Linked DNA regions of Homo sapiens: all the other regions are linked to region 1. A link is a loop called in an ENCODE intact Hi-C map of the cell type or tissue named here. Cell type or tissue: endothelial cell of umbilical vein. All regions are shown on one strand.

Region 1 (8,000 bases):
CACGAAGCAGGTACCAGCCCCCCTTTATAAACAAGAACCTGAGGTCCAGAGGGGTTCAGGTCATCGCCACGGTAGGTGGGTGGTGGATCTGGGACACGGCAGCCTGTCTATGCCACTGGGATGGCAGTACCGGGTCGTTGTGGTTGGAGAGCAGTGAGCACGTAGGACAATCCCGAGAGCTGGTGAGTAAATGCAGGCCCCTCTTTGCCCCTAAGAGGCTGATCCAGGAGGTCTGATGGGCCATGAGAAAGTGACTGTTTCACAAGCTCCCTCCTACTCCCCACCCCAGGATGCTGACGCAGGGGTCCGCAGAGCACATTTCCAGAAACAGTTCTCAGGCAATGCTGTCTACAAACCCCCAGCTGAGAGCTCAGGCTTAGAAGGTGAGGGATAATAACATGAATAGAATTCTAATAATAATGGAGCAAAGCCTCTACACAGTGCCAGGCAGTGTTCCAAACACTTTCACTCATTTAATTTTCACAATGATTTTCCAAGGTAGTGATTATTATTGGCCCTATTTTACAGGTGAGGAAATAAGGTACAGAAAGCTTAAATAACTTGCCTATTGCCCTACAACTGGTAACAGCTGGTTAGCTAACTTTATAATAATAATTTTAAGATCTTTCCCCTGTATCCACCTGCATCAGACACTCTCCTGGGGTATGGGGAAGGGGTACCCAGGGAGCTTTTATTCAGGGAAGTAGAGATGTGTGTGGTTAAGACCAGGGAGCCAGAGAGATTTGGCTGCCCCCGAGTCTGTCCTAGAGATGGAGAGATAGGACACTGGTTCTTCCCTGAGCCCTTGCCTGCTTTCTAGATGCAAGTCTTGGCTGTGAGTTCCAGGGGGAGGGCTGGTGGGCACTGCCGGCTGAAGCTGCAGGGTAGGTGGGTCGGGGCTCCCACTTGCTAGGTCCAGTCTCCCTTCCCATGACCAGGGCCCCAACAGGACACTTAGAGGTTCCTACCTTCTTCCCCTGGGCTGCTCCCATGGCACGAAGTGGGCACCAGGCCTGGGTGGGCTGCAGGGGCCAGGCTGGGGTCCTCCCTGCTGGCGTTGATCTCAGGAGCCAGGACCCAAGGGGCTCCCGGGGCGAGGGCCCCCTGTCCTCTTGCGGCTCATTCTCCCAGGCACAAAGGCGGCTTTCACAGCTGCTCCTAAGCCCGGAGCGCCTCAGACAGGCTTAGGGCGATTGATCCTGACAGAGGGGCCAGTGTCCCCAGGCGGCTTCTATGCCCTTCTTGGGTCCCTGCAGCTCCTCACCTCCCAGAACCCTGCCTCTCTCAGGAAGGGAAACTGAGGCAGCTGGGAAATGAGGGAAGACGTGGGGCAGTCCTCTCATCACACACCGGTAGCTCAGGCGCGGCGGGTGACCTCTGCCTGGCCCAGCGGGCAGGACTTGGCCTTCTCACCTTGCTGGGCACCACTCAGCCGACAGGGCCAGACGGTGGAGGCCGTGGGCTGGCTGAGGTGCAGAGCTCTGGGAGGGCTGCGTGCGGATGTCAGCTTCAGCTGGACAGCCCCATTAATAATAGACCTTTGAAGATGCTTGGGGTCCGGGGCTCTCCCACAGCAGATACTCTGAGAGCAGACTCCTTCATTCAACTGGGCAGCAGGCTGCCTGGAAGGGCTGGAGGGCTGCTGGTCTGGGCCCAGGCCAAGAAAATATCTGAAGGCCAGATTCCAGGCCTGGGGCCAAGTTCTCAAAGTGCCCCCGGCAGTCACTCTCCTCCTCATTTGCCAGCCCTGTCCTTCTCCGTGATGCCAGCTTGTGGCAGAGGTTAAGGCTAAAGAGACCTTGGGCTTGAACTGTAGCTCTGTCCCTGATAGTTGTGTGGCCTTGGGGGCACGATGTTGTGTGTGTGTGTGTGTGTGTGTGTGTGTGTGTTTGTGAAGCACTCATACTGCAGAGCTAAATGGGGTAAGGTGTGTGTGTACAGCTGAAGCCATCGTTTTGCGAAAGCATAAATCAGAGCATGTTGCTCTGTTTTATCTGTCACTTCACCAAAGGTGGGGTAAGAGTTGCCCCCACTGCATGGGGCTGTGGGGATGTGCAGAGCATCTGGTGAACAACAATTCCTCAGAGAAGTTAGGTGCCACTGCTATCATGCTGCTAATAACACAAATGATATCCACTGCCCAGTGGAAAGTCCCGAATAACCAGTTCACTAAGCACAACACCGTTTCCCAAGAGGTGGGGGGGTTGGGGAGACCTTGCCACCCTTTCCTTTCCTCTAGCACGATGCCTGGCACACAGTAGGTGCCTGCAACACATACACAGATGACTTACGGAATGGCAGCTGGTGGAGGGTCAAGAATTAGGCATTCTAGATCCAGCCTTGCCAACAGAACCAAACACCCCATGGTCTGCAAGGTCTGATTGACTGTCTTGCTAGGACCTCATTTCCCTCTCCTCCCTCTCCCTGGTAGTTTCTGGGTCACAGCACCTTTCCCCCCTTCTCAGGGCCTTTGCACTTGCTATTCTCTCTGCGTGGAATGTTCTCTCCCCCACTTCCCCTCCACTGCCCATATTTTGATCTTTGCCTGATTCTATCCTTTTTGTCCTTCAGGCTCCTCAGAGAAGCTTTCTCTGTTGCCTTGTGCAAAGCAGTTCCCAGGCTCTCTGTTTATTACTTTGTTGTAGCACTCATCAGCAACTGAAATGATATGACTTCGGTGTTTATTGTCCGTCTCCTCTGCCATTCCTCTGGAATGGCAGTTCCACAAAGACCAGGGCCTGGTCTGTCCTGCTCCTCAGTTTACCCCGAGTCTAGAGCAATATTAGTGGAAGAATCCATGATGGAGGATTAAATGAAATAGTCTAAGTAGGTCGAGTGCTTAACACAGTCCTGACTCATCGAAAGTGCTCGCTTCATGGCACTGCTTAATACTGTTGTTATTGTTACTGTATTTCCTCCGATACCCATGACCCTTCCAGCCAAGCAAACATGTAGCTTCTTCCTTCCGCCCCTTCCCTTGGGTTCAGCCTCTGCCTTCCTCGGCTGCTCCCCACTCCTTTTCTCCCTGTTCCAGTCGTGGCCTGATTACAGTTTCGGATTTCCTGCAGAAAGGAGAGAGTCCACAAAATTGTAAAGGGAAATGACTAAATTGGCCTTCAGATGGAGCAGTAAAAATGCTGTAAGTCAACACGGAAGATCAAACTCCTTTGGCAACCATCCCATAATTATCCACCAGCTTGACTCTTGGTGGGGTGGGAGGAAAGAAAATGATTCTTACGCATTTATTAATGTTTTCCATCTGTTTGGAGCCCTGCCGAAATGTGGCTTAGTGCTGCAGTGAAAGCCTGGTTGACAGAGCCTGTGATTGGGCTCTGAAGTCCAGGCCCTGGCAGGATGATGGCCCAAAATGCAACATTCAGGCCACATGGCATGGGCAGGAGGAATGGGGGTGGAGGCCCCAGAGCCCAGCACTATGCCTGGCGCAGAGGATGTACTTGGAATACGTGAACAGATGATTTATGAGGTGACAGCTGGTGGTGGAGGACCAAGGAGCAGGTGTTCTAGATCCATCTTTGCCCTGTCTCACTCTGTGGCTGGGCACATCCCTTAGACTCTCTTTCTCCATCTAAAACATGAGAGTAAACATGTGTTCCTTCTTGACCCACAACCTTATAGAAGGAAGTAAGGCTTACGAAGTGTGAGGGGGGCTTTGGGTTTTAAAAAGAGGAGTTCTAAATCCCTTGAACCCAGTTCCTCTCCATCTCTTCCAAAGCAATGAAGGCAGGTGTTGAGAATGCTAACTCTGAGGTTCTGTGCAATCTTCAAAAGTCTTCAGAGGCATTCAGGAGCAGGGCAGGAGGGGGAGGAGAAAAAGGGGAAGTGGGGAAGAGAGGAGGAGAAGGAGGATGGGAGAAACTCTGTTTACCTGAGAGTAGGTTTAGGGCAAACATATCTGTTTCGTGTAATGTTGGGGACAGACTGGAATTCCAGCCCTTATTCTGAGACTCCTTATCTATGTGACTTTGGACAAGTCACTTGACCTCTCTGAGCCTCATCTTCCTTCTGTGTAAAACAGGATGACAATGGTTCCCACCCCGTGGACGAGGGGGCTATGAGGATGAAATGAGGTAATTCATGTAAAGCTCTGAGCAGAACGTCTGGAGAACTGCAATTCTCTGTAGAAGTGAGGTGCTGCAATTGTTACACTATCAGCAAGGCCGAAGATAAGTCCAGTGCCCATTGGGAAGTCCCAGATAATGAGTTCATTAGGCGCAACAGCCTTTCCCGAATTGGGTGTGTGGGGAGACCTTGCCACCCTTCCCTTTCTAGCTTGTGCCGCCACCTACTGGTGAAGACAAGAATTACAGCTTCTGGAAAGCTCTCTCCACGACCCCACCCCTCACAGCCCCATCCTCACTCCTGGGATGGGTGGGAGGCACATTGGCAGGGAGTGGGGAGGCAAATCCAAGCCCCCAGTTCTGAGGCCACGATTAGCTTGCAGAGATTCCTGAAGGCTTGTCGACCCCAGTGAGAAAATGTGTCCCAAGTCTTATCCATTTCACTTTCTGATGATCCCTGGGACAGGCCCCTGGTCCGGGCCACCACCCTCTATTCCTGGATGATATGGCAGCCTCCTCACTGGCCTCCCTTCCTCCACTCCTTCCCACAGCAGCAAGGAATTTTCAAAACATGCAGCTCTGGTCACCTTGCCCCCAGCTTAAATCTCCCAGTGTGTCCCCTGCCCTGGGACAAAGTCCAAGCCCTCTGCCCAGCTCACAAGGCCCCTCGGGCTCTGACCTCCCACTCAGCCCTGTTACCCATCCTCTGCCCCTTCCAGGCCTTGTTCATGCTGTTCCCTGGCCTGACATGCCCTTCCCTCCCTTCTTTGCCTGGTGAGCTCCTACACACTCCTGAGGGCTCAGCATGGGTGCTGCTTTCTCCAGGATGCCTTCCTGGATCCCCCAAGGCTGGGGCAGCGGTCCTGCAGTCTTTCCCCTTGCCAAGCCATGTCGCCTCTGGATTTGTATCCCCTGCTAGACTGAGTGGGAACGGTGCTGGGTTTTCTTCACTGCAGCATCCCCAAGCCTGCCGGACTCTTGATGCATATCAGGTTTGCTGAGTGATGAAAATCTTGGCGATAAAGACCCAACTCTTTACAGCTTGAGCTGACCTGGGGGTCCCTATAGTGGCCACAATGTCCTGAAAATGACGTTGAGAGTCTGACAGGTGTTTGCCACTTTTGTAACACCCACCCAAGAGGGGCCTAGTGTGGCTGGCTCGAGAATGCAGTCTCCTTGATGGGTTATGGGGGTACAATGATGGCTACTTGGGCTTATCTTCTGACTTATTCTGGGCATCTGAGGAAGGAGTGGGAAGCTGGAGTGGGGCATGATCCCTAATCTTTGCCTTGTGTTCCCTGGTGTGGAACAGCACGTTGCCTCTTCCATGGGCTCCACATGGCAGTGGCAAGTGCAGCTCCCCCACTCTGAGCTCTTTCTCCTTGAGAACTGATCCCTTTTATGACAACAATTCCTGCAGACCTGGAGGTCTTATCTCCCAGCCCAGGCTCAGGCTCAGTCCCATCCAGCTGGCCATGCCCACCACCTCTCTTAGGATGGGTACCCCAGGATCCCACTTCGGGATAGGGATTGTCGTGTAGGTGATTTGTTAAGGACTGGCCCCTGGGGACACTGGTAAGGGAGTGGAGGAGCAGGATGGGAAAGGGGAAAGAGGTAAGCAAAGGGACACTTTCAGGCAAAGTCCCAGTTCCCGCCTGATCCCTCTGGGAATCCTGGAGTGTAAATTGCACCTCGTGGTCGTCATCATGCCCCAAAATAAAGAGCTGGCCTTTCACGTTCCCATACCTGCCAGTCATTAGCTAAGGACCATCCTGGGGTGGTGTACACACCCCCAGCTTCCTGGTCTGTCTTCTTTGCACTTGTGCTCAAAGAATGTATGAGTAGCCCAAGGGCAATTCTCCAAAGAAGAGTTCAGACTGACCATTAGTAACAAAATCTGGGAAAGGGCACCTGGGACGCTTCCCTGAATTCTCTGATTGAGCCAGTTGACATGTTCTCAGTCTTCTTTGAAGTGTTGTGCAGTGCAGTTTCTGGAAAAGTCCATGTGTCTTCTCTTCAATGAGGCAGCTACCCCATGTCTTAAAATAGTGGCCACTGCCAAGAGCCCTCTGCCTAGCCCTGGTCCCTGCTCATGAGCTCATTTTAGAGGTCTTTATATGTTCTTTAAAAATTTTACAAGGTACTCCTGCTTGTTGTAAAGTGAAATTTCCGAGCTCTCAAAGGTGTTTATGGTCATCATGAAAATTTCATGCCACCTTCATTCCCAGAGCAGGTTTCTGGGCAGATGTTTTTCCAGGTAGTCTACTGATGTGGTTGGAAGTGGTTATTCAGGCCTGCCAGCATGCTCCCGCTTTCATCCGTGAGGGTGAGCTGGGGTGGGTTGGGCAGGGAGTGACAGAATTGACAGGATGTCTGGATGGGCACCTTCTGACTTCCTCAGCCAACCCTGAGCACGGCTCCCCGCCGGCTCTTTGAATTTTTTTTTTTTTTTTTTAGATGGAGTCTCGCTCTGTCACCCAGGCTGGAGTGCAGTGGTGCAATCTCGGCTCACTGCAATCCCCGCCTCCCAGGTTCAAGCGATTCTCCTGCCTCAGCCTCCCAAGTAGCTGGGATTACAGGTCAGTGCCACCATACCTGGCTAACTTTTATATGTCGGCCAGGCTGGTCTTAAACTCCTTGCCTCAGTTGATCCGCCCACCTCGGCCTCCCAAAGTGCTGGGGTTATAGGCGTGAGCCACCGCACCTGGCCTGGACCTTGATTTTGATATCACTGCAATTGTAGCCCGTGTCCCACCTGCCGTGGCCCCTGGTGGAAGGTTCACACACACTATTGTCTCTACCCCAGGCTATCTTGGCACATTTGAAGTGCTCCCTGGCCCCAGGACTTGGGAGCTGTGAGTCTCAGACCACTGGTGGGCATCTGTGCTTGGGCAGAGGGTTTCTTCTCCATGAGGTGTAGTGTCCCCAGCACATGCTCCAGGAGGCTGAGTAGCAATGCTTTCTGCCCCCACGACCTCCTTTCAAGACTTAGTCTAGAGCCTGGGAACTGGGCCCTTCTCAGAAACCTCAGGCAGGTCTTGACACCGTATCCTTGGGCCTTCCCATTTCAATGTGCTCCTGCCATTGCAGCTGGCATTGCCATCTCTTGGCTGGGGGCTTGCTGTGAAGCCACAGAGGGCCACTCTTCCCTAGGCAGGGCAGACAAGAAGCACCTAGGAATTCATATCATCCCCAACACCAGAAGCCCTCAACAAACCACTAGTGGGAGTCGGTGTGTAAATACCCCAGCTCCCTCACTCCCGGGTGGAGTATCTCCAAGGTGCATGTTCTACCCCGATTCCTAGAGCTTCGGGTGGGAGTCAGCTCCAGTCCCCACAGGGGTAGCTGGGTTGAAACCATACCCTTCACTGGCTGCCTTCCCCTCCTTCCCTTTGCCATCTCACTTCCCTACTTCTCTATTGGTGTTTCCCACAATCACCTCCCAAATATACTGGCTGCCCTTGAGTCCTTGTCTCAGGGTCCGCTCCTGGGGCGGAGACAGCCCGGCTGCCTTCCCTGAAGCCTGCAGCACAGCCTGGCGGCTCCTTCCAGCCAGGTTCAGATGTGCCCCTCCTCTCCCACTCCTGCTCTGGACTTGCTCCAGCTCTCCTTCAGACAGAGGGTGATGACAGTATTTCTTGCATCCTGTCCCTAGCTCCCTCTGTTCCTGTCCATCCCACATGTTATGCAGGAACTGAGGATTCTCTCAGGCCCATGGGAAATCCTAGAAACACAGCTCCCTCCCAGCTGCCTAAGGGGGAGCCTGAAGCTGTCACAGACCTGTCTGAACCCATGGCCCATGCTGAGTCTGGAGCAGTTCAATCCCAGGGAGAAACGTGGCCACTGGAGTGGTCAGAAAGCTCATTCAAAACCAGCAAAAATAAAATTTAATTGGGCTCAAGTCTGGGCAGTTTGTCCTTC
Region 2 (8,000 bases), 440 kb before region 1:
TGAGAGGGCTGGGTTGATTCATGGAGCCATGCGCTCAGCAGGAAGAGGAGGAAGGGTACCACAGTGGCCTACATGTCTTGTGCAGCCACCATGCTAAATTCGAAGCTCCTTCCGGTATCAGTTTCTTAGGGTTGCCATAATAAAGTACCCCAAACTCAGTGGCTTAACACAACAGAAATTGGCGATCTCACATTTTTGGAGGCTGGAAGTCAGATCAAGCTGTGGGCAGGGTCAAGCTTTCTCTGAAACCTATAGGGACAAACACTTTCTTGCCCTTCCTGGCTTCTGGTGGCCACCAGCATCCTTGGCCTTCCTCAGCTTCCAGCTGCAGCACTCCAGGCTCTGCGTTCCTCGTCACGTGGCTGTCTACCTGTGTGTCACTCTGGCTTCCCATGACTGTCTCCTTAGAAGGGCATCAATCGTATTGGATTAGGGGCCCACGCCTCCAGTATGTCCTCATCTTAACGAATTACATTTGCAGTGGTCCTATTGCCAAATGAGGTGGCACTGGCAGTTAGAACTTGGAAAAAAAAAAACTTAAATATTTTTGGGCCAGGCGCAGTGGCTCACGCCTGTAATCCCAGCACTTTGGGAGGCCGACGTGGGCAGATCACCTGAAGTCAGGAGTTGGAGACCATCCTGGCCAACATGGTGAAACCCTGTCTCTACTAAAAATACAAAAATTAGCCGGGCGTGATGGCGGGTGCCTGTAATCCCAGCTACTCGGGAGGCTGAGGCAGGAGAATCGCTTGAACCTGGGAGGCTGAGGCAGGAGAATCGCTTGAACCTGGGAGGCTGAGGCAGGAGAATCGCTTGAACCTGGGAGGCTGAGGCAGGAGAATCGCTTGAACCTGGGAGGCTGAGGCAGGAGAATCGCTTGAACCTGGGAAGCTGAGGCAGGCGAATCGCTTGAACCTGGGAGGCTGAGGCAGGAGAATCGCTTGAACCTGGGAGGCAGAGGTTATGGTGAGCCGAGATCGCACCGCTGCACTTCAGCCTGGGTGACAGAGCAAGACTCTGTCTCAAAAATAAATAAATAAATAGTCTTTTGGGAGGAACAATTCATTCCATACCACCTCCCTTCTGACAGCTAAACCTTGGTTACTCATATTATCTTGATGGGCCTCCCTCCTTCTCTCGGAAACAGTTCTCTTGCAGAATCCCAGACATGTCGAATGATTGTCCGTGGACCCATCTGATGTTGGTGCTCACAGAATCTGATTGCTTAGAAGGCCTCGGGCAGGTGGGGAATTCAAATAAACATCCCTGCATACAGCTCTTTCAAAACTAAAATGCTCATGGGCAGGTCTTGTTCAACCAGGATATTGTGGTACACTTCCCTCCTTACTTGGACAAAAGGGCAGTTCCTCATGCTGGACAGAGAAAGCACTGGGCAAACGAATCACTATTCCCTGGTCTCTGGTGGTCTGTCTCTTAGCCTGAACTGTCAGAGAGGAGCTAGACCACTTAAAACTGCGAATGCAACTATCTTGTCTGGTTTTCCCTGGGCAGTCTTGGGAATGTGAGTGAGCATCAATGTGGGAATGGATTCCCTTGAGATGCACACAGCAGCCTTGCACAACAGAGCTGCTGGAAAAACACCTGCCAGGTTGAATCAAACACCAAATGACCCCCGGGTTCTCTAGAGTTACTTGATTGAATGCAACAAATATTGATCCAGCAGCTCCTGTGGGCCGGGCCTAGGCTGAGCTCCCGGGGAATGAGGGGTCAGATCTTGGAGCTCACAGGACATAGTGAAAAGGGCTGTATGGGGGACAGTGGACACCTTTGGTGCACAGAGGAGCCTTCCTGAGGGAGGCCATTGTCATTTCTGTCATTGAAACAATGCTCAGAAAGACCTTAGCACAGTGCCTGGCTCTATACATGTGATTTATATTAATAATAATTATCTCCATCAGCAGCAAGTCTTCAAGCTCCTTAGAAAAGGAATGGCTGCAGCATTTCTCAACTGGGATTCTGTGAATAAATGAAACCCTACAGAAAATGACACCAGTGACTTTTCTCAGTCCTCCCAGGAATGACACCATTCTACAGGCATGGGAAAGAAGTTGATTCATTACAAACAGGGGCTGTCCCCGAATGTTAGGGCTTAATTCTTTCTGGAAGTCAGTTAAGAAAGGCTGGTGGGGAGTTTATTTAGGTATTTAATGAATACCTGTTTGATATCTGCGGGCATTGTTCTAAGCCCTACACTGTCCAGTTCGGTAGTCATGATCCAACCACATGTCCATTGAGCATTTGCAATGAGTCTTATCCAAATTGTGATGTACTCTAAGTATAAAACACACACTGAATTTCAAAGATTTAGTATAATGAAATGTAAAATTTCTCATTAATAATTTTTATATTGAATTTTATGTTGAAATGACCATACTTGGATAGATTGGGCTAAATCAGAGGTTGACAAACTTTCCCTCTGAAAGACTGGATAGTAAGAATTTTCAGCTTTGTGGATCACCTGGTCTCAACTATGCAACTACTCAACTCTGCCATTGCAGTGCAAAATCAGCCATAGACAATATAAAAACAAATGGGCATGGCTTGTTCCAATAAAACTTTATTTAAAAAAAACAGATGGTGGGCCAGATTTCCCCCACAGGCTGTATAGTTTGCTGATTTCTGTGTTAAATAAAATATTAAATATATTAATTTCACTTATTTCCTTTACTTCTTAAAATATGGCTACCAGAAAATTTCAAATTACATTTTGGCTTATATTATATTCCTATTGGACCAGACTGGTCTAAGAACTTTACAAATATTAACTCTGGGGGATGATGCTTTTACCCTGGCAGAGGGGTGTGTGTGTGTGTGTGTGTGTGTGTGTGTGTGTGTGTGTGTGTAGGCTGAGATGTGTGAATTCCAACGACAGCCTCAAGTGAGTGTGGAGTTGGCTCCCTGGCCTGGCTTCACCACTGCTGAGTGTGGAGCCCAAGTGCAGACTGGCTTGTGGAGGTTTCCTGCGGGTATCTGGAACTGTCTGAGCCCTTTCTCTTTCTAGGTTCACCTCTGGACTAAAGGTAAGTTCCCCAAAAGGCCACCGGGTGGTGATGTCGGACCACAAGCCATGGTGGTTGGCTCACTGGAAACCTGAGCTCTCCACCTGGCTCTGCCATTCGCTGTGTGGCCTTGGACCTCAGTTTCCTCACCTGTAAACAGGATTAGACTAGACTGAAGAGAGCACGAACTTTGAAGGCAGGCAGACCGGGATTTTAATTCTGCCTCCCCCAGGGCCCCATTGTGGCTTTCACGGGCATTAGGCACCTTTGCCTTTATAGATCCTTTCCCCCATAAAAAATATTAAAATTGTATTTTACAACTATATTGGTATAAAGACAAACATGTTATTATTATTATGTTAATTTTTTCTTCATCCCCAAAGTTCATGTTTTTCTTTCTGATTCTGAAAGAAATTAACACATTTCCATGGGCCCTAGGCACAGTGCTGTGCCTAATGGGTGAGTCACCTGGGTTCAATACTCCCCAGCTGTGTGCCCTCGGGCAAGTTGTTTAACTTCTCTGGGCCTCACTCGCCTCGCCTATAAAATGGAGATGACATCAGACTCCACCTCGCTGCTGCGGTTGGAATTCAGTGAGATGGCCCACGCCACTGCCTCTTAGCACACAGCCTGGCACACAGCAGCCCTTAGCAAATGGCAGCCATTACTTATTATTACCTTTAAGGATATTTTCAGCTCTAGCCTCTAGGAAACTGTGAAAAGATCTCAGGAGCGGGAATCTCAAAGTAATGATAACTCGGAAAAATAAAACTCCCAGGGTATTTGGTGGTAGAGTTTCCCAGAGCATAGAGGGGCAGCAGGAGGAGTTTCTGTAAATGACCAACCTCCTCCCACCTGCCATCGGAAGACGCATTTGAGGCAGGGACATGGGCTGGTATGACCCAGCCAGAAGCTGAGCAGGCCGAGGAATATGTGCCAGGCAGGGAGACCCCTGGGAAAGAGCTGAGTGCGTGTGTATGTGCACGTACACACACACACAAACCTGCATCCATAGATTCTTGTTTCCTCAAATTCCCTTATTTTGATTTAATTTTAGTAGCTTCCCTGAATCCCAAAGATTGACGCCACTGTTGCCAGGGTCTTGGGGACCGTGGGGACCCGCTCCTCCTTTGAAATATGGCCCATGGGCAAGTGACATGGGGATGCTGGCTCCTTCAGGATCATTCAGGTGGAAGCCCGCCCTGATCAGGAGACTCAGCAGCTGATGCAAATGTGAGCCTCTCTCAGCTGCCCTGCTTTCCACCCTCACGCCTGCCTGGGCTGGGTGCCTTTCCTCTTTCCGGGAGGGACGAGGGATGTGGCCCCCAGTTTGTCGCCCTTTCCTGGTTTGGCAACTACTCTTTATACTTGCCCTCTCCAGCCCAAGGGAGAGATAGGAGCAGGGTTGCTGAATTGCAGAAGCTCCCTTCACCCACCCCACCCCCAGCAGGGTCAGGGAGAAGGTCACTGGGGGAGGGTTTCTGTATTTGTGGCAGGAAAGTGGTGTTGACAAGGAAAAGGATGTCACAAGGACTGGAAGCAGGGGCGTCTCCATCCTCAGGGTTACCTGCCAAAATATTTGCCGTGGTGAATGACAAAGAAATGGAACCCTGGCATGATTCCTTGTGTGGCAAAAATTCATTCTGAATAACTAAGCTCGAGCAACCTGCACACCCAGACTTAAAGCGGCCTACCCTTTAACAGAGCAAGCCCTGTTAATACAAATATACAAGTAAGGGAATTTAATTTATCGAGGGCTTACTAAGCATCAGGCACATCCTCCATGCCTTATATCCATCATCTTATTTAAACTTTACCTATGAGGTTGATTCTCTTATTATCTCTGTTTTACACACAAGGAAACTAAAGGTAAGTAGCCTGCTCGAGGTCCCACAGCTGGTAGGTGGTAGAGACTATGGCTCCAAAGTGAGCCTGGTCCTTGCTACCATGCTACACCTCGCCTCACCAAGGGGGACTGGGAGAGTGATTTCAAATCTGGGCCTCAGATCATGTGCCTTGGAATCAACCGGGGGACTTGTTGAAATTGCAGGTTCCTGGGCCCTGGCCCAGACTCTGGGAGACTGGGACCTGGGAATCACCATGGTAACTGGTTCCCTGGGATTCCAGTGCACACCAAGGTTTAGACTCTTTTTTGTTCGTTTGTTTTTTTTGTTTTGTTTTTGAGAAAAGGTCTTGCTCTGTTTCCCAAGCTGGAGTGCCATGGTACGATCACAGCTCACTGCAGCCTTGACTTTCCAGGCTCAAGTGATTCTCCTGCCTCAGCCTTCTGAGTAGCTGGGACTACAGGCATGCACCACCATGCACAGCTAATTTTTTTATTTTTTGTTCAGATGGGGTCTTGCTATGTTACCCAGGCTGGTCTCAAACTCCTGGGTTCAAGTGATCCTCCCATCTCAGCCTCTCAAAATGCTGGGATTACAGGCGTCAGCCACCGCACCCAGCCAAGCTTTAGACTCTTTGGACAAAGCCAAGGCTAAAAGGGTGCCTATGACCAGGGGACACCCATTTTCCCCAAAAGGCCACCAGAGTTCCTTGCCCAGGCCAGGCCAGGTGACCCAAAGGGACAGGAGGATGTTTGCAGCTCCATTAGGTTATGCGCAGTGAGACATGCCCTGCGCTGTGCCCTCTTGCCTGTCAGAATTTGGCCGGAATAAGAGCTGGCAGATGCCTGTGGCTCCAGTAACCTGCTCCTGGGCAGGAGTGGAGAGATGTCTTGTTGGGAGGAAGCTGCAGGGTGTCAGGACCAAGTCAGAGCCATGGACTGACTCATTTAGTGTCTGGTCCTCCTTCCCATTCCTCCCCCACCCAGCATGGAGTCTCAAGCCCCAGCAGCCAGGGTTCTTATCCCAGCCATGTGGGCTTTCGGAGCTTGCAGTACTTTGGGACAGAAGGATGAGCCTCTCTCTCCGGAATAAGCCCATTTATGACTTGCTTGACTTTTTTTTTTTTTTTTGACAGAGTCTCACTCTGTCGCCCAGGCTGGAGTACAGTGGCACGATCTCAGCTCACTGCAACCTCCACCTCCCGGGTTCAAGCAATTGTTGTGCCTCAGCCTCCCAGTAGCTGGGACTACAGGAGTGTACCAGCATGCCTGGCTAATGTTTTGTATTTTTAGTAGAGACAGGGTTTCGCCATGTTGCCCAGGCTGGCCTCCCAAAGTGCTAGGATTACAGGCATGAGCCACCTCGCCTGACCTTGTTTGACCATTTTGGACCTTGGAAACTGGTAAGTTTCCTGGGACTATGAGCTCTGGCTTAGGAGAAGGGTGACAGATGTGTTAGCAGCCTTGCCATCACTCACCCCTCACCAATTCCAGTGAGACCTTTGTCCAATGAGGTTAATTGGACATTTGAGGAAGATGGCTTCCCGTGCTTAACCAGGGCCCTTTTGATTTTATTCCCCCAGTCAGATGTTACATAATTTCAAGTGTCAGACTTAAGGTCTTTTTCTCCTACATCAAAAGTCACATCATCCCCAATATATTAAAGGAAAAAAGCGAAGAGTGGAACCATGCATATGGTGTGCTATATTTTGTATTTTTAAGGTTACATATAGTGCTCATTTCTGTGCAGACTCTCTGGAAAAACACATGAGCTGGGAAGAGGGGCTGTTTCTGAGACAGGAAACTCGGGGATGGGGTCAGGGCACGGCATTCCTTTTCCCTGCTTATTCTTCGGTACTGTTCACACATTTAGCCATGTTCGTGTATGACTTGAACAAAGAAACATCAGGGAAAACAAAGCAAAACAAACAAAAATGGGCACCTTGGATACAGGCTAAATGGTGCTGTGTTGTTGGACTCCAATGAGCCTCCTTGATTGCAGAAAGATAACAAAATCCTCGAGTCCCAGCCAGCCCACTAGGTGTTTGTCACACTGGGGCCCCAAAGACCTCCAACACTGACCTTGGTGACAAATATAATGTGGTGGATGTTGCAATAGAGGTAGGGCGCACATGAGGGCTGGGGGCACTTGGCCCGGGCTCTGGAATAGGGCAGGGCATGGGGGGGGCAGAGCCAAGGCCCCCAGGGAGGGAGAGCATGGGGTATGCAGGGCGGAGGACATCCTCCTGGAGCAGGGGTTCAGGGTGGGACCCTGGCAGAAGGTGGGGCTGGCGCAATAAGCCAGATAGCAGAGACCTTCATGGTGGCCAAGACTGAGCTCTCTCCCATGGTGATGGGAGCCGCTGAAGGATTTATGGGCAGAGGGTGGGACTGAGGGTGGGACTGAGGGTGGGCTGTGGTCAGATTAGTATTTCAGAGGATGACACTGATGCTTCCTGGGCTGGCTGAGTTGGAGGACAATTCGAAGGCAGAGAAACCAGGTGGGAGTGGCCTTTATCCCTCAACACTGTGAGACGTGATGGTGGCCTGACCTCAGAGAGGAGGGGGCAGACTCTTAAAACAGTTAATTGCCCAAATCACAGGGGCAGCTGGGGCCTTGGTGTTTCTGGTCATTGCGTGTGGAACAGGACCCCTCATGAGGACTGAAAGCTGACGCTCTTCCTCCCCCTGCAGCCTCTCGCATGACAGGGTTGAGCAGGGCCAGTGACAGTGGATGGGGCTCTGGCTCAGGGCATGAAGATCATCATTTTGGTCTACAAATGCCCCTGGTTCCCTTTTAGACAATTCAGGGGAGGTATGAGACCAAGAGAGATACAAAAGATTCTCCTTCCAATTTGGCTCAAGTCAGAATAAATTCAGGTCAAAAAATGAAAGCAGTTGGATCACTCTTGTTTCCTAAGTACAGGGAGCAGTTCATATCTGTTAGAGACATTTTATTTAGAGGCAAGAAATGGTTAATAAGATGAGACCCTTGGGTCTAGGAGCGTTTGCTCTTTGTTTTCTTCCTTAGAGTGACAGATTTTTTGCTGTTGGTGAAGGCCCTTGAAGACTGTAGTTTAAATTCAACTGGAAAGTGGTCGCTGACATCCAGGGCCTATAAGGAGAAAGGGGAGGTA
Region 3 (8,000 bases), 310 kb before region 1:
CCAAATTCTTAAGACTTTGGGGGCTGGGGTCAGGGAGGTTATATTGAAGGGGAGATGTGCCTAACATGTTACTACTAAATGGCCATCCCAACACAGCCAACACTTTTGTTTCCCATTTTTTTTTGTTTCCCGTTTTTTAATAAAATTGAGATATAATTCACATACCATAAAATTCACCTTTTAAAAGTGTACAGTTTAGTGGTTTTCAGAATATCCACAAAGTTGTACAACCATCACCAAATCAATTTTTTATAGCATTTTTCATCACCCCCAAAAGAACCTCCCATTAGCAGTCAATCCATTTCTCTCCTCCAGTCTTTGGGAATCACCAGTCTACTTTCTGTCTCTATGGGTTTCCCTGTTCTGGACATTTCATAAAAGTTCATACAATGTATGATCCTTTGGAACTGGCTTCTTTGATATAGCATGTTTTCAGGGTTCATCCATGTTACAGCATGTATCAGTACATCATTTTATTTTATGGCTGAATAATATTCCATTGTATTTACCCATACATCAGTTGATATTTGGATTATTTTCGCTTTTGGGCTGTTAAAAATAATGTTATGAACATTATAGAAGAGGTTTTTATGTGCACAGGTTTTAAATATATATATATATATATATTTTCTTTTTTTCTTTTTTGAGATGGAGTCTTGCTCTGTCGCCCAGGCTGGAGTGCAGTGGTGCGATCCCAGCTCACTGCAAGCTCCTCCTCCTGGGTTCAGGCCATTCTCCTGCCTCAGCCTCCCAAGTAGCTGGGACTACAGGCGCCTGCAACCACGCCCGGCTAATTTTTTGTATTTTTAATAGAGACGGGGTTTCACCGTGTTAACCGGGATGGTCTCGATCTCCTGACCTCGTGATCTGCCTGCCTCGGCCTCCCAAAGTGCTGGGATTACAGGCGTTAGCCATTGCGCCTGGCCGACAGGTTTTAAATTCTAGGAGTGGAATTGCTGGATCATGTAACTTTAATATTATAAAGAATTGTCAAATTGTTGTTCAAATTACTATTGGGCATGAGGTGGTATCTCATTGTAGTTATGATTTCCATTTCTCTAATGTCAGCCAACACATTCAAGACAATCTATGACAGAATTTTTAATTTTTACCCAGAGAGCAGCTGAACAGACAACTAGAAAGAATTATTCTAGGCCAGGCGTGGTGGCTCATGCCTGTAATTCTCAGCACTTTGGGAGGCCAAGGCAGGCGGATCACGAGGTCGAGGTCAAGAGATTGAGACCATCCTGGCCATCATGATGAAACCCCATCTCTACTAAGAATACAAAAAAATTAACTGGGTGTGGTGGTGCGTGCCTGTAATCCCAGCTACTCGGAGGCTGAGGCAGGAAGATTGCTTGAACTGGGAGGTGGAGGTTGCATTGAGCTGAGATCGTGCCCCTGCACTCTAGCCTGGGCAACAGAGCGAGACTCCGTCTCAAAAAAAAAAAAAATTATTCTAGTCGCTAGAGGGCAGTGTTGTGTATAAAGTTAGTACTTTAAAACTTTAATACTGTATTATACCATATACTAGTTTTCTAAGGTGGAAGACAAGACCAAAATCAATGTGGGGAGCAAGGATACTGTTCTTGTGAGTTTCAGAATGTGCAGCATGTGCAGGCTGAGATCCACTTGAAGAAGACATTTATAGGTGAATCACTAGACATGCTGAAAATGTGTTCAAATGGCAAAACAAAATGGGGAACATGCACAAATATACGGACTTGAGGCCAGGACTGCTTGCTCCTGCAGAACTCATTCCCTGGGATTTAGCAGCAGTCTTAAAGTTAGGTCCATAACTGGATTGGGATGTGATCATTGATACTGATAGCCACCATTTTTTCAATGCCTGATGAGTTGATTTTCTACATTAATGCTAATCCTTGAAACAACTGTGTGAAGTTAACATTATCCTGTTTTTAAGTAGGATAACTGACTTGCCCAAGGTTGTTCAGCGAATAAGCAGTACAGCTGGGATTCAAACTTGGGCCTGCCTGGCTCCAAAGCCTTTCCTTTTTCCATCACTCTGTGGGTCTTAGGTTCCTGTAGGAACCAAGGGGAAACTTCCCCTTTGCCCTCTGAAGGTTCACTGAAAAATCAACTGAGAAAAGGCAAATTAATTGGAGAAAAGGCATACCAATATATTAGCTTGCATGAAGGGGAGAGCTACAGAGTGATTACCCCCCAAACCCCCACCCAATAGGGTTTAGAAGCTTAAATACCACCTAAAGGTTACAAAAAGAGTGTGGGCTCGGATCAGTGGCATAACATGTTCGGGGAGCTGGAGAAGGGGAAGCCTGGCTAGCAAAGGTGGTCTTGTTATGTAAATGAAGCCCCACAGGTGGCAGCCCTCAAAAGAATAGATGGTAAATGTTTTAGACCTTTTTTGTTGTATGAGACAGAGTCTCGCTCTTATTGCCCAGGCTGGATTGCAATGGCACGATCTTGGTTCACTGTGGCCTCCGCCTCCCGGGTTCAAGCGATTCTCTTGGCCTCAGCCTCCCAAGTAGCTGGGATTACAGGCATGTGCCACCATGCCCAGCTAAATTTTGTATTTTTAGTGGAGATGGGGTTTCACCATGTTGGCCAGGCTGGTTTCGAACTCCTGACCTCAGGTGATCTGGCCTCCTCGGCCTCCCAAAGTGCTGGGATTACAGATGTGAGCCACCATGTCCAGCATGTTTCAGACCTTTAAAGTGTCAGACTAAGTTAATCTTCCCGAGATCCAGACAAGGGAAGGCCTGGCTGCATCAAGCAGATTCTCTGCAAATGCAAGTTTTCTCCAAAAAAGACAGCTTTGCAGGGCTGCTTCTTTTGGCTCTCTGAACAGCCATCTGAAAATATGACAAATATATTTTGGGGTGAAATATTTTTATTTCCCTCATTCGTGTTGCTGGAACTGGAGCACTGTCAGTTTCTATAATGGCATCTTACATGGCATTAAAATAATTGGAATCATTCTATAGCAATCTTTTTGCTTTCGGAATGTTCTAGATCTTATTCCCCGCTAGAGTTGTAGCGTTTTCCTAATACTATTAGTTGAAAGTCTTCCACCCATGCATATCACCTACACATTTTCTAAGCCGACATTCAGTGATTATTTGTCTTCACCGAAGAATGGCTTAAAGGGTTAAAGATGAAAAATATAGGGTACGGAAGGGATGTCAGATCTGAATGATAGTTGATTTATACTGTGTAACTTTCAAAAGTAGCTACTCAATGTGAGCATTTCCACTGTTTTTTTTTTTGTTTGTTTTCTGAGACAGAGTCTCACTCTGTCTCCCAGGCTGGAGTTGCAGTGGTGCAATGACTGCAGCACCTCCTGGGCTTACACAATCCTGCCTCAGCCTCCTATATAGCAGAGAACAGAGGTGCACACCACCATATCTGGCTTATTTTTTGATTTTTTGCAGAGATGAGGTCTCACTTTGTTGCCCAGGCTAGTCTCAAACTCCTGGGCTCAAGCAATCCTCCCACCTTGGCTTCCCAAAGTGCTGGGATTACAGGCATGAGCCACTGTGCTCAGCCTTCATGTTCACTTTTTTAAAATGTATGTATTTTTTATAGAGATGTGGGTCTCACTGTGTCGCCCAGGTTGTCTCGAACTCCTGGTCTCAAGCGATACTCCTGCTTTGGCCTCCCAAAATGCTGGAATGAGCCTCTGCATACAGAGTTCCACATTTTTATGCTCCCTGAGTCATGGTCTTTGAAATCTATAAATCAATAAAGGTTGGAAACAGAGAAGTAGACAAGAAGTTATCAGTACTTCTCTTTAGTAACTTGTCATTTTTATCCAGAGTCAAGATTCTCAAACCACACGTGCTTTGTTAAAGCTGGCTATAAGGAAAACTGGTTGCTTGGCTTTTTCATTGAGTCTATACAAACTGCTCAAAAGAATGACTCTTAATGAAAGCCTGAGTGACCCTCAAATTAGGAAATTCTCTCCCAGATAATTGAGAAGTGGCCTTGACTGTACCAGGTCACACATGGAAATAAGTACAAAAGTAATGACTAAAATAGGCCAAGTTGACCGAGCACTTTGTACATAGGGGTATTATACGACTGCAAATTGTGTGATGTTTAATTGTCACAGAAAGAGATACTCGTTTTAAGCACTTTTAGCCTAATGTACTGGAAAATTGCTTAATGGATTTTTATACTCTATTGGAAACATTTCCATATTGGTGAAATGCCACTCATTCCTTTTTCTGAGGAGCAAATCTTGAGTAGCAATGGGAAGAAAGCCTGGCAACAGCCACCATTTGTCTTGTGGACCTGACATGCTTATTCACCTAGAAAAAGAAGAAATTGCTAAATGCACACTGATACCTCTTAGGTAACCACAGGTTTTCATTTTGTGCTGAATTATTAGTCATTTTTCCTTTATGTTTTTAGAGTATGATTCAGAGACCAATTTATTCCCAAAGAAAATTGCCATTACATCTACTAAGTTTTCATATTAAAACATTTTCTACCAAGGGATGACTGTCACTCTGAGCAACTGTGCCACTGTGAATGCCTCATGTGTCAGCATAGCTTATTATCTAGCTCTGAGCAGAATGGGAGTGCTGCTGAATTAGTCTTGGTCCACAGGTATCTCCAGTGTCCCAGATGTTTCACCTCCTTTGTTCTTATCTTTGCTTTTATTTTGGGTTACAAACACAGCAGATAAATTAATTCTCAGCATCTTCAGAGAAACTGTGGGTTAGAGCAGAATCACCAACTAGAAGAAACCATTTAAATTCAAAAATCATAAGGAACCCAGAACCAATGTTAACACTGCATAAATACAACAAGATTAATAGGAGGCCCCACAGTTAATTCCTAAGGTGGTTCTTAGCTGTAAAGCAATTCAAATGACCTTCTTATAAACCCTGGGCAAAAGTCCCCTGTGATGTGGTGGAAAATATCAACACGTAAAGGAAATAAGAATGACTGTGAGTTGAGTTTTGTTGTTTTAGATCCAGATCATGAATATTTAAAGAAATAAAAGCATTTTGAGTTGGGAGGCCATGCTACTTAGGAAACACTGAGTTTTTCACAAGCTTCTATGATTTGATTTTGTAGAGTAGTTGCCAGGCCTAAGGAGCATCCTTGCTAAAACTCATTATCTTCAGTCAATCTGGGCAAACATCAAGTTGTTAGACAAACAACCTGTGGGCCATTTAAACATTTGGCAACAGTGGGAAATATGTGTGTGTGTGTATATATATGTATATATATATATTTTTTTTTTATATACATTTTTTTTTTTTGCGAGCCCTGAGTAGTTGTATGTGTGGCAAAAACTGAGGTTCCCTCTTTCCTCATTAGCCTTAGGCAGCCTGAGACTATAGAAAAAAACCCGATTTAAATTAGATCAGCTCCGGCCTTGGGGTGTTTCCCCATGTTCAGCCTAAGCCATTTCTTTTCTATTCTTTTTTTTTTTGAGACAGGATCTGGCTCTGTCATCCAGGCTGGAGTGGAGTGATGGGATCACAGCTTATTGCAGCCTCGACCTTCCTGTGCTCATGTGATCCTCCTACCTCAGCTTCCTGAGTAGCTGGGATCACAGGCATGTGCCACCATGCCCGGCTAATTTTATGACTTTTTGTAGAGATGGGAATCTCACTATGTTGCCTAGGCTGGTCTCAAACTCCTGGGCTCAAGCGATCTGCCTGTCTTGGCCTCCCAAAGTGCTGGGATTATAGGCATGAGCCACCATGCCCAGCTAGGCCTTAGCCATTTCAAATGCCAGGTGGATATCGAGGCGGTCTTGGGGTTTGAAACCTGGTTCCCCATGGATCATGGATCCAGTTTAAGTCCAGTGTCCTCAGAGGATCACTGACAAGACACTGATTTGGGTAGATAAAAATAAATCATGAGGCTTACCAAAATATTTACTTTAAGGGGCCCACTTCCCAGAAGAATTTGCAGAGAAAGGGAAAGGCTAGACTGAGAGCTTATCTCTGGCTTCATTTCATCAAATACCTGATTTCTCACTTTCAGTTTCCTTTCCTTAGTAAGGAAAACTAGATAAGGCTGTTATTGTATGACCTTTGCAACTCTGACCTTCAATTCTAATTCCTTTTCTGTTCTCTTCCCTTCCAGGGAGAAAAGTATTTGAATTCCTTTCCGTTGAACAACTTTTCTCTCCCTGTACGGTTCATCTGCTGATTTCCTTTATTTTTAATTTTTATTTTGTTTTAGAGACAGTCTTGCTTGGTTGCCCAAGCTGGAGGCCAGTGGCACAATCATGGGTCACTGCCACCTCAGCTGGGCTCAAGAGATCCTCCTACCTCAGCCTTCTGAGTAGCTAGGCCTACAGGCATGCACCACCACACCTGGTGACTTTTTAAAAATTTTGTAGAGACAGGCAGGGCACAGTGGCTGACGCCTGTAATCCCAGCACTTTGGGAGGCCGAGGTGGACGGATCACGAGGTCAGGAGATCGAGACCATCCTGGCTAACACGGTAAAAACCTGTCTCTACTAAAAATACAAAAAATTAGCCGGGTGTGGTGGCAGGCGCCTGTAGTCCCAGCTACTCGGGAGGCTGAGGCAGGAGAATGGCGTGAACCTGGGAGGCGGAGCTTGCAGTGAGCCAAGATAGCGCCACTGCATTCCAGCCTGGGTGACAGAGCGAGACTCTATCTCAAAAAAAAAAAATTTGTTTGTAGAGACAGGGTCTCACTATGTTGCTCTGTCTGGTCCTGAATTCCTAGCCTCAAGCCATCCTCCCGTCTCTGTCTCCCAAGGTGCTAGGATTATAGGTGTGAGCCACCATGCCCTGCCTCCTTTTTTGGTTTGTTCATACATCCATTTGACAAATATTTACTGAGCACAAACTCTGTGCCAGGAACTGTCCCCAAAGAGACTCAGGAGCCCTAAAGAGGCAAGCCCCCACACCCGACCGTGATTTCCTTTATAACATAAGAGCTAATACTCTGCATTCTCCCTACCAGCCTGTCTTCCAGGTCATTGCCTACATTAGCGCATCCAGTCCTCCCAATGATCCTACAGAGTGGAGGCTATCATTATCTTCATTCTGCAGACGAGGAGCTGAAGCAAAGAGAGGTCAGGCTGCCAGTAAGCTGTGTAGCCGGTGTGAACCCAAGAAGTCACCTGGGAGCTTAGGCCCTTAACTATGACCAACACTCCAGCTTCTTCCTCAGGCTTATGAGGGCAGCTTTTTGCCTAGTTTTTGAATCTCACATTCTGCCTTTTTTTCTCTCCATCTGCCTACCTTCCCCTCTCCCTCCCGACTTCCCCGCTTATCTCCCTCTTCTCATTCTCATCACTCCCTCACTACTTTTTTATTTTATATTTATTTATTTATTTTTTTTGAGATGGAGTCTTGCTCTGTCACCCAGGGTGGAGTGCAGTGGCACGATCTCGGCTCACTGCAACCTCTGCCTCCCGGGTTCAAGCGGTTCTTCTGCCTCAGCCTCCCAAGTAGCTGGGATGATAGGCACGTGCCACCATGCCTGGCTAATTTTTTGTATTTTTAGTAGAGATGGGGTTTCACCATATTGGCCGGCAGGATGGTCTCGAACTCCTGACCTTGTGATCTGCTTGCCTCGGCCTCCCAAAGTCCTGGGATTACAGACGTGAGCCACTGTGCCAGGCCTTTTTGTTTTGTTTTGTTTTTGAGATGGAGTTTCGCTCTTATTGCCCAGGCTGGAGGCAGTCGCATGATCTCGGCTCACTGCAACCTCTGCCTCCCGGGTTCAAGCAATTCTGCCTCAGCCTCTGCCACCATGCCTAGCTAATTGTGTAATTTTAGTAGAGACAGGGTTTTTGCATGTAGGTCAGGCTGGTCTCAAACTCCCGACCTCAGGTGATCCACTGCCTCAGCCTCCTAAAGTGCTGGGATTACAGACGTGAGCCACTGCTCCTGACCCCCTCATTACTTTTACCTGCATGTTATTCATGTTCCCTCCTTGAAGCAGCAGAGCCCAGGCCAGATGTGTGTGTCAGTGGTCACTGTGATCTCAGAGGGGCTCCTCTGAGGGAAGTATC

The links. Hi-C counts contacts between places; a loop is a spot of excess contacts. Peaks named below come from ENCODE experiments on the same cell type or tissue, not always from the same donor. Only the 100,000 strongest peaks of a DNase experiment are listed, where the experiment ranks them.
Region 2: a loop joins it to region 1, with 10 times the contacts of the local background. A loop is called at or near these places in 13 of 110 quality-filtered maps.
Region 3: a loop joins it to region 1, with 6 times the contacts of the local background. A loop is called at or near these places in 28 of 110 quality-filtered maps.

The regions. Positions count from the first base shown.
Region 1 is chr3:58,626,003-58,634,002 of GRCh38, forward strand. It overlaps FAM3D (FAM3 metabolism regulating signaling molecule D), which reads right to left. Exons shown (of 10, transcript NM_138805.3): 10 at 7,944-8,000. FAM3D-AS1 (FAM3D antisense RNA 1) reads left to right here. Exons shown (of 4, transcript NR_134853.1): 3 at 6,537-6,658. It also overlaps a transcript of FAM107A not described here. Among named protein-coding and RNA genes, the nearest start is that of FAM3D-AS1, 23 kb to the left of the region's middle. RefSeq lists an enhancer at 2,856-3,357. In endothelial cell of umbilical vein, a CTCF peak has its summit at 4,301 (motif pointing left); DNase peaks (open chromatin) are centred at 1,679, 3,109 and 4,199; H3K27ac peaks cover 2,094 bases.
Region 2 is chr3:58,184,826-58,192,825 of GRCh38, forward strand. It overlaps DNASE1L3 (deoxyribonuclease 1L3), which reads right to left. Exons shown (of 8, transcript NM_004944.4): 8 at 7,432-7,978. The coding sequence ends at 7,862. LOC124909386 (a long non-coding RNA gene) reads left to right here. Exons shown (of 2, transcript XR_007095929.1): 1 at 1-1,243; 2 at 1,923-2,670. Among named protein-coding and RNA genes, the nearest start is that of FLNB-AS1, 18 kb to the left of the region's middle. In endothelial cell of umbilical vein, a CTCF peak has its summit at 3,050 (motif pointing right); DNase peaks (open chromatin) are centred at 3,066 and 6,706.
Region 3 is chr3:58,319,680-58,327,679 of GRCh38, forward strand. It overlaps RPP14 (ribonuclease P/MRP subunit p14), which reads left to right. Exons shown (of 6, transcript NM_007042.6): 6 at 1-514. HTD2 (hydroxyacyl-thioester dehydratase type 2) reads left to right here. Exons shown (of 5, transcript NM_001348712.2): 5 at 1-514. Among named protein-coding and RNA genes, the nearest start is that of PXK, 9.2 kb to the right of the region's middle. RefSeq lists an enhancer at 2,304-3,065. In endothelial cell of umbilical vein, no CTCF peak of the experiment used is centred here; DNase peaks (open chromatin) are centred at 1,532, 4,912, 5,472 and 6,002; H3K27ac peaks cover 1,879 bases.